2 separate regions of the Homo sapiens genome follow, and region 1 is linked to region 2. A link is a loop called in an ENCODE intact Hi-C map of the cell type or tissue named here. Cell type or tissue: heart left ventricle. All regions are shown on one strand. Links, peaks and the distances in the headings refer to the core of each region. The heading gives the core; the rest is flanking DNA. Region 1 has its middle 55 kb from the start of LINC03065. Region 2 holds the start of LINC03065 (long intergenic non-protein coding RNA 3065).

Region 1 (4,392 bases), core at 168-4,167, 55 kb after region 2:
GGAGTCCAGAGAAGACTTGAGGTAGCCAAAGGTCCTCACTGAGCCTTGGGTTTTATATCAATTGAAAGTTGAAAAGGGGAAAACAGGAGCAACACCCCAGAGATGGGCACGAGCCTAGCAAAAGCTGGGGACTATGAATGGACACATCTGGCTTGAGTGGAGCCTGTAGAATAGGGAGTGTTGGGAAATAAGGTCAGAAAGGCTAGGCAGGGCCATGGAAGACTTCGTCAAAAGCAGAGGAGGTGAAACCTGATATAATAGCTAGTGCAATTTAAGAAAAGAAAAACTTAGAAATATCTGTACACAAAATAAGCCTTATCCCTTCTATAATACCTCTACTTTGGAATTTATTATTTTGTTACTATTAGTATATCACTGTTCCAAAGGGCCTTCCATCAGTGAAGCATAACAGTGTGGGGTTTTGAAGTGGAGTGTGATGCATGGGCGTTGGAAGCCCTGGAGTTGAATTTCCACTCTGGCACTAATTTGTGACCTGCTATGGTGAAATTGTTTTGAGTCGCTTATCCTCGGTGTTCTCATCTGTGAAATGAAGGCATGAAGGTGCATGACATGATTCATGAGTTCCCTTTGATCTCTAGTACTCAACATATGGAAGGATAATGAATTCTTAGCCAACTTATTAATCTACCCTTGTTCTTCTTTTTCTTTCTGTTTTTTTTGAGATGGAGTCTTGCTCTGTCACTCAGGCTGGAGTGCAGTGGCGCGATTTTGGCTCACTGCAACCTCTGCCTCCCGGGTTCAAGTGATTCTCCTGTCTCAGCCTCCTGAGTAGCTGGGACTACAGGCACATGCCACCACGCCCAGCTAATTTGTATGTTTTTTTTAGTAGAGACGGGGTTTCACCATATCGGCCAGTCTGGTCTCGAACTCCTGACCTCGTAATCCGCCTGCCTCAGCCTCCCAAAGTACTTGGATTACAGGTGTGAGCTACCGCACCCGACCTGTTCCTGGTTTTTTTTGCTTGCTTGTTTACCAGTTTTCTGGTGTCAGAGTTGCTTTATTAAACTGGTCTCTGACAGTCCCACAGTATGTTCTGCTGAGATCAGCCTCTGAAGCTTAACCATCTTGTGAGATCTGGAAAGCCCTCCTCAACCTCCACTCCTTCAAATCCCAGCCCCAGCCAACATCTTTCTTAAAGTTTTCCTGACCTCTGCATGTCTTTGCTATTTCCTCCCACTTTTAGGGTTTAAAGACAGTTTTTCTTTAGTTATCACTTGCTTCATATTGGCTTTTCTCTCTCCAATTAGTTTGTAAACATCTTAAAATAAGTAACTGTTAAGTGCAGTATTTGCTTATCTCCCCCACATCACCACAAAGCTAGGCACAAAATAAACATCTAAGGAGGTTTTTGAATATTGAACTGAATGATGTACAAGGGATATTAATAAAAATAGAAAAACTAAACCGTCAAAAAGGATAATCTATAGGGATTGGAATGGAAATAATTGTAGCATATCAATAATTTTATACATGGTATTTTGTACCCAGCAAAAGACTGTTTTAAGACAGAGTGATCTGTGAAGTTTCTGGTCTGTGGGCTTGTCTTGAATTAAAGAGTGGGTGGTACTAGGGCTTAGAGATATTCCAGCCAACTCGAGGAAAAGAGAAACAGAGAACTGTTTACTGAGTGACTTTGCTGTTGGACATGTCCCAGCTGCAGCTTGGGAACATCGGGCAGAGTTACCACCCCGCTGCCACAACCTCTGCCAACTTGGATAAAAAGCAGTGAAGTTGACCTGTCTTTTGGCTCTGGAACAAGGCGAGGGAGCGCACCAGCAGGCATGGGAAGGAAGAAGTTGTGAAATGAAAGACATGAAAAAGAGATGACTCTGATCTTCTTTCCCCTCACTACCCTGAGTCTCTCTCCTGCCTCCTTGATACCTGTAAACTGGTATAAAGCAGAATTCTATACCTTACACCAAGTGGGGCCTGGGGCCCTTGGAGTCCAGCTTGGGATAACAAGAAAGCAGTGAGAGTCAGTTGTTTTGTTCCCTAAAGCGGTTCTAGGTTTGAAAAGGTTTGAAATTAATCCTCTAGGAAGGTAATTAGCTTTCAAACAACATAACACTTCAAAAAAATCAATGCAAAATATAAGACAAAAGGTCGCTGTTTAAAGTAGTTGAGTTCTAGATCTGACAGTATTGTGGCTCTCTTGGTTGTAAATTAGCTCACGGAGATAAAATGTCTGAGTTTAGGACTTCAGATCCTGCCTTTGCTGTCAGATTGCCTCAAGCTGTCTCTGGTAGGAAAGTCTAGAAACATGGATTCATTATATACCCCCCCACTTTCTGACATGCTCCAAATCTGTTAGTGTCTGTAACAGAGCTCTGCATTGCATTGATTTGTCTTACTGTGTGAGGAAATTATGGGAATAACTCCCATGTGTCAGCAACCATTTAGTCAGCACACAGTTCCTTACCAGGGAAAATGGCAAGATTTATTAGGGAAAGTATCTGTCATCCCATATAAATAGATGCACAGTTAAAGCATATGTAGCAGGCAGGGTGTATGTTTCTGTGTGACTGATCATAAGGAACTTATTATCAGGAACGCTGTAGAAAAATCAGTCATTTGGGAAGGTGGCAAGCATAAGGGTACACTTATACTTCATGCAAAATGTCCCTCAAAATTGTAATTTTGGCTTTAAGTGCATTGTTGCGGTAGGAATCATTTTTATTAAAAATATATTTTTGCTTTAATTTTTTTACTATTGAGAAAATATATGCAAGTGATAAAACAGGCAAATAATAGAAAAAGGATGTAAAGGTCTTTTTCCTCTGCTTATGCCAGTCTCCTGTGTCCCTCTCCCTCAGAGGCCATCACTGTTGCCAATTTATTTTGTGTCATTAGGAAGTCTGCACAAACAAGCTCATCCTCTTCTTCAGCATTACACACATGGTAGTCCACACCCCACACTCTTCTGAAGTAGTTCTGGAAATCATTTCTTATTAGTCTGCAGTATGATCCAGGCTTATTGTTTTTCATAGATTTAACCAATGTTGACATCTTGCCTGACTTTAGAGTTTTTTGCTTGTTTGTTTTAACATTACAGATACATTTTAACCATAGCACCCACTGCCCAATTCCATTGCTCTCTGCCCAGAGATAATCACTATCCTGAAATTAGCATGTATCCTTCCTTCCTGGTTCTTACATATTTTGCACATACATAGTTGATATTTCATTGTGTGACTTTGGCACCATTTATTGATCCACCATTCTTTTTTTTCCCTTTTTCTTTCTTTTTTTTTTTTTTTTTGGAGACAAGGTCTCATTCTGTCACCCAGGCTGCAGTGCAGTGTTGTGATCTCAGGTCCCTGCAGCCTCAATCTCCCCAGGCTCAGGTAATCCTCCCACCTCAGCCTTCTGAGTAGCTGAGACTACAGGCATGAGCCACCATGCCGGGCTAATTTTTGTATTTTTTGTGGAGGCAAAGTTTTACCATGTTGCCCAGGCCAGTCTTGAACTCTGGGGCTCAAGAGGTCCGCCTGCCCACATTGGTCTCCCAAGGTGCTGGGATAAAGGTATGAGCCACTGAGCCCTGTCCACAATTATATTTTTGAACATTTAGGTTGGTTCCAATGTTTTGCTATTAAAAACGGTGCTACAAAAAACAATGTATTTCATTTCTCCTTGGGCATATGCGTGAGAATTTTTTAGGATACATACCCACAGGCAGAATTGCTAGGTCATAGGTTAGCATGTGCTCATCAACTTTGTTTGATATTGCAACATTGTCCTCCAATGTGATTTTCTACAATACACATTCACACCAGCCATATTTACAAGTTCTTTTTTTCTTTTTCTTCCACATCCTTACCAACACTTGGGCTTCTCAGACTTCTAAATTTTGCCCTTCTGATGGATGTGAAATAGTACTTCATTGTGGTTTTAATTTGCATTTATTACTGAAGTTGAGTATCTTTTATGTTTTTTGGCTGTTTAGTTTCCTTCTAACAATTAACTGTTGATATCATCGACAAATTTTCTACTGTATTGCTTGCTTTTTTCTTATTCATTTATAGAGATTTAAAAATACTCTTGATGCTAATACCCAGTAATATATACTATAATTAACTTCTCCAATGGCTTGCATTTTCACTGTGTCTGGCGTCTTTTGTTTCATAGAATTTTAATATTTAAATGTATTCAAATGATCACTGTTATCATTTATGCTTTTGTTATTTTATTTAAGAAAACTGAAAATGTAATGAAGACATTCTCCTGTATTTACTTTGTAATTTTAAGATTCCCCCTGTCACCCTACCATACATTTAAGGTTTTTAGCCCATGTAGGATGTATTTTGTTGTGGTATGAAATGGGGATGTAAATTCCTTTTCCCTGTACATAGCCAGTTGTCTTAGGACCAC
Region 2 (4,392 bases), core at 280-4,279:
GGCAGGTGGATCACTTGAGCCCAGGAGTTCAAGACCAGCCTGGGCAACATGGCAAAAACCTGTCTCTACAAAAAATAAAAATAAAAAAATTGCCAGTTGTGGTGGCACATGCCTGTAGTCCCAGTTACTCGGGAGGCTGAGGTGGGAGGTTCACTTGAACACTGAGAGGTAGAGGCTGCAGTGAGCTGTGATCGCTCCATTGCACTCCAGCCTGGGCACCTAGGCGACAGAATGAGAACCTGTCTCAAAAAAAAGAAAAAGAGATTCAGTCACAAGAGTTTAAATTTAAGGAAATAGAAAATGTAGCCATAAAGGTGCTGAAGCACAAAGAAATGTGCTAAGAGTGAAGATTCAGAACCATTATTCTGGCAAGTTAGATTGGAGCAGAGCGAGAAGGAAGTCAGAAAGGCCACATAGAAACTGCTGAACTAAGCCTAGCTGGCTGCATTTAAGGGCTTAGACAGAGAACCTGAAGTAGAGACAGAGGAAGGGATCTGACAGAGGAGGTATTTTAAAGGATAAATTGAAGGCCCTGAGATGACTGGATAAAAGAAATAAAGGGAAGGAACAGGTAAAAAATGACATCGGTGTTTTCAGCTTGGGTGGCAGAGATAGCAGTGGTATCAATGAGAAAGAAGGGAAGTGATTTTGGAAAGATAATGAGATTATGAGATTGGTTTTAGACCTGTCGAAACCTAAAGATGGCAGGACGTCCAGTTAGATACGTTGATGAGATAAAGAGGCAAATATACAAGTTGGGGGAAAAAAAGGTGACATTAAAGATAAGGATCTGCACAGAAGAAACATTTGAACCAATAGTTATAGATCAGTAGAAGAGGGTGAGAGAAAAACAGAAATAAACACTTACTGCTAGACCAAGAGGAAAAAAAGTGGTGTCTCTGAATGAAATGAAATGTAGTGTCTGGTGGAGACACAGGAAGAATGCAGGACACTTTAGTGCATACAAAACTTAGAGAAGTTTCAAATTATGTTAAAAGTAAATGCCAAGCATGCACATACTCATCACCCCATCTCCAGCCTTATTTCTAACTGTTTTTCTGGCTTACTGCACAGCATTCACATTGGCCTCCTTTCTACTAATTCAGACTCACCAAACTGTCTCTGGCTGCAGAGCCTTGGCACTTGCTCTTACTTCTGCCCAGAATCTTCTCCCCAACCCCCCCAACCCCAATATTTGCTTGGCTTTCTACCTCATTTATCTAGACCTCTGTTTAAACATAACTTCCTCAAAGAGGCCTTCTTCAATCAACTTATCTAAAATATAAAATAATGTTCAACTCTCATCTGCATACTTCGTCCTTCTGCTCTTTTTCTTCATAGCGCTCTTCCCTACATGACATTATACAATTGTATATGATTGTAAATGTACTATCTCCCCCACTAGAGCAACTGTAATGAGGTTCCATGAGTGCATTCGTTTTACTCACTGACGTATGTCTGATAAGTAGAACAGAGCCTGGAACAAACAAAGCCTTCAGTAAGAGTTTATTTCATGATGAATGAGTGAAATGCAGTAATTAAGATGAAAAGAAAAAAAATCACAAGAGGTCCAAGTTTAAGTCACAATTCCTAGAACATGCCTATCATTTCACCCAAAAACTCTGCTTAAGGCTCTCATTCTGGCTGCATCTCCTCAAGGGGAAGGGAATTAAGGGAAGTTTGCTACTGCCAAGGAAGGGACTTGGGATACTTTCCTGGATGATAGTGGTAAGAATGCTGTTTTCTCCACAATTACTTCGTTAATAAGAGACATGTCCAATTCCAGACTTCACAGGGTTCCTTCTCCAGCTGAGCTCCAAGTGGAGCTTTGAGAGAAAAACAGAAGGGTGATGGCTAGAAGACTCAGGCTTCCAAAGTATTCCTCTCCTGAGTATCAGCTACCAGGTGAATTTCACAATGAGGATGACAACTTGGAAGGGGCAAGAGTCACGTGCCTGAGGGGAAAGGTCACCAGGGTGCAATCTCTGTTAATCCTTCTCTATACCCAGCTTCCCGATGCGGCCTGTACAGAAACAAGCACGCAGGCACTTAAGAGGACAGTGGTTTCACCGTGTCCCTCCCGGCGGCGCTCCCCACCTTTCCTTCCTCCCCACACGCCCCTCCCAGGCTGCAGGCTTAGCAGCCGACTTCCGCTGATCCCGGCTGGAGGGAGCCTGGAATCCAATTACTCTTCCCTAGGGAGCGCAATCCACCCGTCTGGCCGCAAAGAGCGGAGCCGGGGTCCGAGAGCCGCACAGGCCGGCCCTGCTCCGCCCGCCCCCACTTCCCGCCACCCCTGCCTCGGGCTCGGCAGCCCGGGCGGGGCGAGCAGAGCCGCGTAGAGGTGCGCGGCACTGCCGCCGGAACTATTTGTCCTTCCGCGCGCGGCCCGGCCCGGCGGGGCGAGAGGTTCGCGGCGCTGCATCCCGGGCGCCGACGTCAGCCGGGCTGAGTGGCAGGAGATTAGCCAAGGGCTTCCCCCGCCGCGCGTCCGGGCCAATCGGCTCCGCGGGCGGTGCTCCAGGGACGCGCACACGCACTTTCCAGAATCCACGCCTCCCAGCAACAGCCTCCAGCACCGCGACGCTGCCCTTCCGGCCCGCTTTCTTCGTCCGGCCTGCTACGGCTGCGGGCTTGGACCCTGGCCTCTAGTCTCCTGCGTGCTGCTCCCTAAAGTGACAGGGAAACGGGGCAAGAGGTCCAAGGGTTCCGTAGGAGAAAGAGTATCTGTGGCTCTCCCACCGTCCCGGCTTCCCTAACGGACTAGGGAGTGAAGCTCTGGAGATGGATCTTTGGGAGGAAAAAACTGGACCTCTCTTCGGGTTCTTTAGAGTTTAGGTGGAGAACTCTTTCAGTACCATTGAGTGTTCTCTAGTAAGAGGATCTTACACTGTTGGGTTTCTCACTTGCTTTAAAATTGTGGTCAGAGTACTTCATAAATCCTTTCCTTTCTGCATCTGGGGGAAGGAAAAAAAATGCAACACTCTCTTTACACATTGTCAGACTTTCGAGGCCGCAACGCAACTGACATACATGCTAGAAGGAGAAAGTGCTATATTATGCCTTGTGTCCTCTTTTGAATCACATTCTCCTGAGATGTGGCTGACCCTTAGGCCCATGGTGTTCCTGAATGTGATTGACATGCGTAGTTAGCAAGCTAGTGAGAGAGAACCAGGAAAATTGCTATCAAAACAATTACATACAGGGACATCAGAACAAACGCTTGAGACCACTGGGGAATGAGGGACCATCCCAGTTCTGCCACGGATGCCTTCGGGGATGGTGGCCAAGTCAGATCTTTGTGTCTTGTTTCTTCGTAGCAGATTGAATAGAACTATCTTCACCACACTCACTATTTCAAAGTGTGTTATAAACATTTCACTTAAGGTGAAAATGTTGAAGGTTTTATTTTGGGTGGAGGGAAGGTGGTGCCATTGAAAGGCACTCTCTGAAGGGAAGATTCTGTAAAAGGAAGCCATTTTATCTGCCTACAATTTGGTCATTTCAAAGAAATTCAATGTATATGTGTTAAGACTAATTTATATGCTGAGTTGTGTGCTATGTGGTCTTCATAAGAGTTATAATCTAGTAAACCCAGCTAACTCCTGCATTCTCAAACGGTTTCCCATGCCTGTGCCAGTTTCCATCCCTAAATTCTCGGCAGTTTCATTCCCTATTTCTGCTCAAAGGCTACAAACCATTGCTAGTTACAGGTACAGAACGGTGCTGCGGTGGGAGCTCCCCACTTGAGTCTAAACTGTGGCTGGAGTTCAGACGTGTGGATGTATCTGTGGAACTGATAGGGCAAGGCTCTAGAAGCCAATTGACTGGAGCGATTGAGGAGCCTCCTGGGACAGAACAAATCTTTGAGGAAGAAGGAGCCAGACACACTGAGCTTGAGCTAGGAACAAAGATAAAGTCTTGGGAAGGGAGGGGTCCTTTTGCATTCAGCCTTGTGTCCTGGCCCTTGTCTGAATCCAGTAGGAGTTGGGGAGGGGGAAGAAGATGGAAGGAGGCTATAAGTGAAAACTGAAATATCTGTTTCAAACTTTTTAACTTCCAGATTTCACATTCATAACACATGCCCTCACTTCTTCCTTTAGTAGAAAAAAAAAGGTATGAACAAAAGTGCAAACAACAGGAAACCTGACTAGAGGTGGAAATTTGAAAAATATGGAATTTATTATCCCATAAAATAAGAAGTTTGGAGAAAGGTGGTTCCACTATTGGTTGGTCAAATAACTTAGGGAAGTTGTCCGAGATTGAAGTGGGATTCTTCTTTCTGCTCTGCCATCTTCACATGATGGTAATTTCTCCTGTCATGTCCCTTCATGGCTATACGATGGCGTCTGCTTGTCTTGATGTCAAATACAGTCGGGCATCCAGCAAAGT

What was found. Hi-C counts contacts between places; a loop is a spot of excess contacts. Peaks named below come from ENCODE experiments on the same cell type or tissue, not always from the same donor. Only the 100,000 strongest peaks of a DNase experiment are listed, where the experiment ranks them.
Region 1: it touches region 2 in a loop (2.2-fold over the local background); 13 of 110 quality-filtered maps call a loop at or near these places.

The regions. Positions count from the first base shown.
Region 1 is chr15:56,829,709-56,834,100 of GRCh38, reverse strand. No RefSeq gene overlaps it. Among named protein-coding and RNA genes, the nearest start is that of LINC03065, 55 kb to the left of the region's middle. In heart left ventricle, for the core only: no CTCF peak of the experiment used is centred there; a DNase peak (open chromatin) is centred at 1,715; H3K27ac peaks cover 825 bases.
Region 2 is chr15:56,885,319-56,889,710 of GRCh38, reverse strand. It overlaps TCF12-DT (TCF12 divergent transcript), which reads left to right. Exons shown (of 4, transcript NR_015419.2): 4 at 1,787-3,541. LINC03065 (long intergenic non-protein coding RNA 3065) reads right to left here and starts at 2,643. Exons shown (of 2, transcript NR_183870.1): 1 at 2,541-2,643; 2 at 1,490-1,955. RefSeq lists a silencer at 2,170-2,599 and an enhancer at 2,720-2,809. In heart left ventricle, for the core only: CTCF peaks have their summits at 2,063 and 2,273; a DNase peak (open chromatin) is centred at 2,470; H3K4me3 peaks cover 1,863 bases; H3K27ac peaks cover 2,609 bases.